Regions from separate parts of the Homo sapiens genome. Here region 2 is linked to region 1. Evidence: chromatin contacts called from ENCODE Hi-C or POLR2A ChIA-PET data. All regions are on one chromosome and are shown on one strand. Each heading gives the region's core, a stretch centred on a gene start or an enhancer-like site at or near the end of the contact. The rest is flanking DNA. Distances are from core to core; before and after follow the strand shown. Region 1 overlaps CEP83 (centrosomal protein 83). Region 2 overlaps PLXNC1 (plexin C1).

Region 1 (3,293 bases), core at 401-2,900:
AGTACGTAGTATTTGCAGCACATTGTTCTTGACCTGAGTAGCCAGACTACACTGCTGGAATAATTGGAACCACAGATGTCGCAATAGGACATGGGATGTGCTGGCTTCTGCTGTGGCTTCTCTCTTGGGGGGGCCACCAAGTATAATACTTTTCATGCAGTACATTTTACCTGAGCTCCCTAGCTCACCTGTGTGCTGACCCTGATTTTTCTTCTTTTTTTCCATATATATATACTCTTCCCTATTGCTCTTTCCTCTTAGAGTTAGAGCCTAGGTGATTTCTCCTACTCCGCTGAAGAAAGAACAGCAATCTAGTATAGTATTTATTTCTCTGTGCTTGTTTATTAATACACATTGCTAAGAGTTGCCTGTCTTTTTAAAGGCACACTTGCCTTATTTTGCATATAAATGGAGTATTAAATACCATCCTTCAACTTTAAACAAACCAAGTTTCATTTGAAGTCTTGTATGTAAAGATTCCATTGGAAGGGTAGATTTTAAAATAATATTTCAAACATGACTGCCACAGTTTTCTTTGCAACTTGAAGTTTTCATCAACATTTTGCAATTCTAGCAAATGGTTGTTTGCAGTGCAAAGGAACACCTGGGGTGTGTTTGTCTTAGTTACTCAAATTCATAAATGTTTGTCAGATTTTAGAACAAAGTTATGTCAGTGTGAGTATCAGTGTCTTGGATTAAAAGGTATTACCAAAGATGGCCTGAAAATGATGACCTTAAAGAGATTTCACATTCAGTGAGGTAAATTCTTCTAGTTCCCTCATAAGGTTTTTCATTTTCAGAATGCCAATAAAAGGTAGTTTTAAGAAAGCCACCCAACAGAGTTGTCCTTATTTACCTAAATTAATTGGGTAATTACATCTCAGAACTTTGAAAAAGATCAAGATTTAAGTACCATCTCTTTGGAATCTGTATCCAGAGCTTCTTAGGTAATACATATTGTCAATTATATTTCCATTTCTTGCTTATTTATGCTGTGCTCTTGTGTGTCTTTCTGTGAGTATGTGTACTTTAACAGATACTGACCCCCTGTAAAATGCCCAGTTTTGCCAGTTTTGACATTTATTAAAGTTTTGTTAGTAATATCTGAATACTTCCATTGTGTCAAAACATAAAGCAAATTCACAACATAAAGGCCAGAATCTATATGGCAAACATTCTGTGAAGAACAGGGTGACTTGGTCCAGTGGAGCTTTAGGAGACCATGAATTGCTTGAAATTTTATGCAACATTTTAACATGAGCATTTTATTTAAAAAAAAAATCCCTAATTTTCCTAGGATTTGGGACTTGATCACAAAGAAGATTAAGAACCAAGGATCTAGGGGCAGAAAGAAACTTTACTGTAACATTTGGAATTTGGTTCAGATTACTCATAGAAAAGTGCTATTATTTGTCATTACTGGGTAATACATTTTCATACGTTAAGTAAAATTCCTTTTAGTATATTTTTAGGAAATTAACAGTGTTCATATAAGTGATGCATCAGTGATGTTAGGATAATAGAAATAAGGCAATAAAGAAAAACTTTAGATCCATAAATGAGTACATTTGAATGCAGAGAGGACAGGTAAATTGCTTGAGCATATACCACTGGTTTAACAGCAAAAGTAGGCCTGAAGACAGACCTCACTTGTTGCTTGACTTCCTATTCGGTGTTCTTTCAGTTTCAATAATTGTAGTTTAGTTAAAAATGTCGTCTCATTTCAGTAAATTTCAGGGTGAAATGAATAAGAAATAAGTTTTTGTAGATCTTTTACCATGAGATGAATCAACTTCCTATGAAATAAGATGGCTCTAATTTTCCACCTCATGCAGCTATAGTATGTTTGTTAATGAAATGCTGTGTCATTCTTAACCTTTTACAGTTAGTATATAATAGCAGGTTATAATTACATTTGTCATAGTGATTGGATTTTCTTTGTAATCATATTTCTTCAAAATTTTAAAGTATTTATAATTTAAATTCTATCTGTCCATGAAATTATAATGTAGTAAAATCCAATCTACAGAAAGTTTAAGTATTAAAACAAATTATCAGCTGTTGTCATGTAAACATCATTTTATAAAACTTGCTTTTATAGAAAATAACTTCCAAAAGGAAATTAAAACCACAGGCCAGGTGTGGTGGCTTAACGCCTGTAATCCCAGCACTTTGGAAGGCCGAGGCGGATGGATCACGAGGTCAGGAGTTCAAGACCAGCCTGGCCAAGATGGTGAAACCCCATCTCTACTAAAAATACAAAATTTAGCCAGGTGTGGTGGTGCATGCCTGTAATCCTAGCTACTCAGGAGGCTGAGGCAGAGAATTTGCTTGAACCCAGGAGACAGAGGTTGCAGTAAGCTGAGATTAAGCCACTGTACTCCAGCCTGGGCGACAGAGCGAGACTCTGTCTCAGAAAATAAATAAATAAAAATGCAAAACTGATGTCAGCACAGGGTCACCATTTTATGTACGGTCATTTAAAAATCTACGAGTTAATTTGGAGGGATGTCTTATTGTAGTTACCAGTACATAAGGCAGTACTCACTTTTCTGTTTATTTCCTTTGGATGAGGATTTTGCATGAAACTATTCCTTGAAACGTTTTCAGGACCTTTTGTTGATGGAATATCTTCCAATAAGACACTTCTATTTCTTATCCTTGCCCTCTTTGGCTCTAGGACCTTTTTTTGATTTGTGTCTGACTCCCAACTCCAGTATTTATGGGGTTTTATTGGACTCTTAAGTAAATTGTCTTTTATTTTCCTGTTTCTGCCATCTCACATTTTCTGTATTTGATGTGTATGTATTTGTAGTTTCCTACTCTGATTCCATACTTTTATATATTTGGATAATATATCAGAAAATGGGTTAATCTAACCTTTGTGTTTGTATTGATTAAATCCTTATTATATGACTATATCTAATTTTAGAAGCTCCTTACCAAAGAGAAGGGCTATGGAAAATGAATTTATATGATTTATACTTGTTCCTGCCCCCAATCCCCTACCTAATACTTGTGCACATGCGCACACAGACACAGTCTATACACATTACACTATTTTGTCACCAGATTCAATTGATTCTTCCTTCCCCCCTCCGTTTATTCATTTCTTGCCTCTTAATTGATTTATTTACCTTCAGTTTCTTAAGCCAACAGATTCGCATTAGTTAATTGTGCCACCTTCAACAGCTAACCTGAAAAACAACCCTTTTGTATGGTATATAAAGTTTATTCCCTGCCATTCCTCCACAGATTTCACATCTTCCGGTGCTCTACATGTAATGCTTAGC
Region 2 (3,383 bases), core at 468-2,967, 110 kb after region 1:
CAGGCTGGTCTTGAACTCCTGGCCTCAAGTGATTGCCTGCCTTGGCCTCCCAAAATGCTGGGATTACAGCCATGAGCCACCATGCCCGGCCTGATTTTTTCTTAAAGGCTTTTAAAACATCAAAGAATGGACTAATACCTGTCCTTCACAGAAAAGTTCTTCTGCTTTTCAAGGGTGTGGATGACAGTAACAAGAAAGCTTTTATTACAGATTAGGGCATCCAAAGCTGTGAGACTTTCATTCTTGTCGTTGGCGTCTCTGTTCTGATAAAAAGAAAAAAATATATAGTATAATACAAAATCATATATAAGTTTAAAGTTAGAAAGTAGACCCACAATGGGTTTTCCAAGACAATGAATTATTCAATATTGAATTCATGATCCAAAAAAAACCCACAATAAAAATTCAAAGTAATAATAATAGAGATGATAGTGATGATGATAACACTATGAACATCAGGCAGTCACTGGGCTAAAAATGAAAACGTAGAGACTTACATGCATATCTTCAGTGAAGATGTGGGTGAAGCCACCTGACTGAGAGGAAGGAGACACTTTTATTATTCATAACATCCAAAGGAAATGAAGAGTGTATTTTTGTTATAATACCCAAGTCCGTTTTAATAAAGTAGAGACACTATTTGCTAATCTGAAGCGCCCCTGGGTTTATGGTGGCTGCGTATTCTCTAATACATAATAAATAATTATTCAGCTTTCAAGAAACGCCACTGAATTCCGAAAGCCTCTAAGAATAATAATTATCATGGCATTAGTTCCAGGTTTGGTAGATGAAGGTATCATCCCACGTTTTAGAAGAAGTGATTTAAGAGTTAAAGAAGGGGTCATTGATGAAGATTATGCAAATATCAGACCCCTCTTCAAGCAATTTACCTTCTAAAGATAAAGACTAAATTACGTTGTTAAGTTTTACAAGTCTTACCTAAGTAGCATCTACTGTTTCAATACACAATGATATTGAAAGACAGGGGGTAGTTAAAAGCATAGAATCTGGACCAAACTACTTGGGTTCCAGTCCTGGTTTTAATCACATACTGGTCACATGACGTGGGATGTGTTACCTAACCTCTCTGTGTCTGACTTGCCTCATCTCTGAAATGGGGACAGTAATGGTTCCCACCTCAGAGGTTTAGTGTGAAAATAAAATGGGTGCAGAGTAAGTGCCCTGTGTCAGTTATCATTACTGGTTTTATTCCTAATTTATAGCAAACTAGACCACAATGCTATCACCCCACTGGTTTCTAAATGCTAGGTAGCTCTGGAATATAAAAAGGGTTTATAGTGTATCATCAATCTTATTAAAAATCAATGGTTAAACTTTAAAAGTATGTTAAGCAATACTTTAAGTCCACAGAATGAGACTCTAAACTCAAAACATTCAAGTTTTTCTTCTTTTTTGATAATAATAGAAACTTTGAGCTAATTTTATATCTTGTGAAGTAAATTTCTTCTGTAGAGAATTTTGCTTCATAGTTTCAAATCTGCAAGCCCAAGCAAAAGACCTGAAACTATTTTGGCCATATCCTCCCCTAGTAAAAAGCAAAAAAGCCCCAAAAAAACAAACCAAAAAAACCCCCAGACCCTAGGTTTGCATTTTCTGGTTCTTAATATTTTTCTGCTGAACCAACTTCATGTAAATAGACAGGAGAAACAGGTTGATTCTTAATCGTAAATACGGAAGTGCCGCCCTGGTTCTCTCTGTGTGTTTTTTTGTTTGTTTTGTTTTTTTGAGACGGAGTCTTGCTCTGTCGCCCGGGCAGGAGTGCAGTGGCGCGATCTCGGCTCACGGCAACCTCTGCCTCCCGGGTTCAAGCAATTCTTTATTTTTTTTTGAGACGGAATCTCCCTCTGTCGCCCAGGCTGGAGTGCAGTGGCGTGATCTCGGCTCACTGCAACCTCCGCCTCCCAGGTTCAAGCAATTCTTTTTATTTATTTATTATTTTTTTTGAGACAGAGTCTCGCTCTGTCGCCCAGGCTGGAGTGCAGTGTGGCGCTATCTCGGCTCACTGCAAGCTCCGCCTCCCAGGTTCACACCATTCTCCTGCCTCAGCCTCCCGAGTAGCTGGGACTACAGGCGCCCGCCACCATGCCTGGCTAATTTTTTTGTATTTTTAGTAGAGACGGGGTTTCACTGTGTTAGCCAGGATGGTCTTGATCTCGGGTTCAAGCAATTCTCTGCCTCAGCCTCCCGAGTAGCTGGGATTACAGGTGCACGCCACCATGCCTGGCTAATTGTGTATTTTTAGTACAGACGGGGTTTCACCATGTTGGCCAGGCTGGTCCCTAACTCCTGACCTCAAGTGATCCACCCGCCTCGGCCTCCCAAAGTGCTGGGATTACAGGCTTGAGCCACCGCGCCTGGACCCGTGGCTCTCTGAGTTTTAAGGCTGCTTCCTCCTTTCATTCAAATTTCCCTTTTCTTCAGCTTAGATCCTCTGCCTACCCTTATTTCTTCTCCTACTTTATGCAAAGCAAAGAAGAGTCAATAAAATAAAAAGCAAGGCTTTAAAAGCCAAAACCGACAGGCAGAGCAAAGAACCCTGGCCTCCTTTGAGAACCTACAATCTCCTCTGGATTTTGCCTGTTGCTTTTTTGTAGGTGCTGAACACCCAAATCCTACCCCCACAGCCCCCAACCTCCAGGCCTAGAGGATTCGGCTTCTGATCAATCCATAAAGAGCCTAATTAATACCAGGACTTATCTGCAGCCTGGAATGCATTTAAGTGGCATTGTCTTCTTACGATCTGTTTCCCTGTTCTATCTTTTCTTAATTATTATAAAATCAGTTTTGACTTAGGTCTTCTTGAAAGGGTTCTGACAAATTTATGCATGTTTTTTCCTGGGTTCTCTCCTTTAAACAACTTCTGACTTCAATTTTTATGACTTTCCCAGTTGTTTTTCAAGATTATACACAACACTGAGTTAAATCAGTTTGCCTCCTTTGCAACTATCTCTCTTCTCCTAAAATAAGGTAGCATTGTTCCTGGGATCTTTTTTTTTTTTTTTTTTTTGGAAACACTCAACTTGCAACAGTGTTCCTTTACATTCATTACTCTATCTTGTTCTTGATTACCAAATTTAGAAGATAAGAACATTTCTTTTTTCAGGCCACAGATTATTCAGCACTCAAGGGCAATCATTAACTGTAAAAGCCCACACAGCATTCATGTTGATAGTCAAAAATCTCCGTTATTTTATTGCTTTTAAATTCTTAATGGGGATCTCAGATAGCTCAGAAATAGGACTCGTGATGCAACCTTTGCAGAAGCCCCACACAGTCATCCTGATTCGGGGAATCGAATTCCTTTCCCCAGGCGGTGTTCTGCCATAGAAATGGATGAGGTGGCAAATGGTAGATCTCGGTGC

The links. Hi-C counts contacts between places; a loop is a spot of excess contacts on that map. ChIA-PET counts read pairs that join two places held with the same protein, here RNA polymerase II (POLR2A). Pooled maps may share reads with other maps.
Region 2: a loop to region 1 is called in a pooled map, with 3 times the contacts of the local background. The contact joins two enhancer-like sites. A Hi-C loop is called at or near these places in 11 of 50 pooled maps. POLR2A ChIA-PET finds 5 or more read pairs at or near these places in 6 of 52 experiments (BJ, GM12878, activated CD4-positive, alpha-beta T cell and 2 more).

The regions. Positions count from the first base shown.
Region 1 is chr12:94,371,113-94,374,405 of GRCh38, reverse strand. The region is part of intron 8 of CEP83 (centrosomal protein 83); the gene reads left to right. Among named protein-coding and RNA genes, the nearest start is that of CEP83, 87 kb to the left of the region's middle. Within about 2 kb of position 1,650, at least 2 of the 41 ENCODE cell types and tissues checked have a DNase peak (open chromatin) inside an H3K27ac peak, as active enhancers do; they include GM12878, where a contact is called at or near this core.
Region 2 is chr12:94,256,490-94,259,872 of GRCh38, reverse strand. It overlaps PLXNC1 (plexin C1), which reads right to left. Exons shown (of 31, transcript NM_005761.3): 18 at 498-536; 19 at 139-263. Among named protein-coding and RNA genes, the nearest start is that of PLXNC1-AS1, 82 kb to the right of the region's middle. Within about 2 kb of position 1,717, at least 2 of the 41 ENCODE cell types and tissues checked have a DNase peak (open chromatin) inside an H3K27ac peak, as active enhancers do; they include GM12878, where a contact is called at or near this core.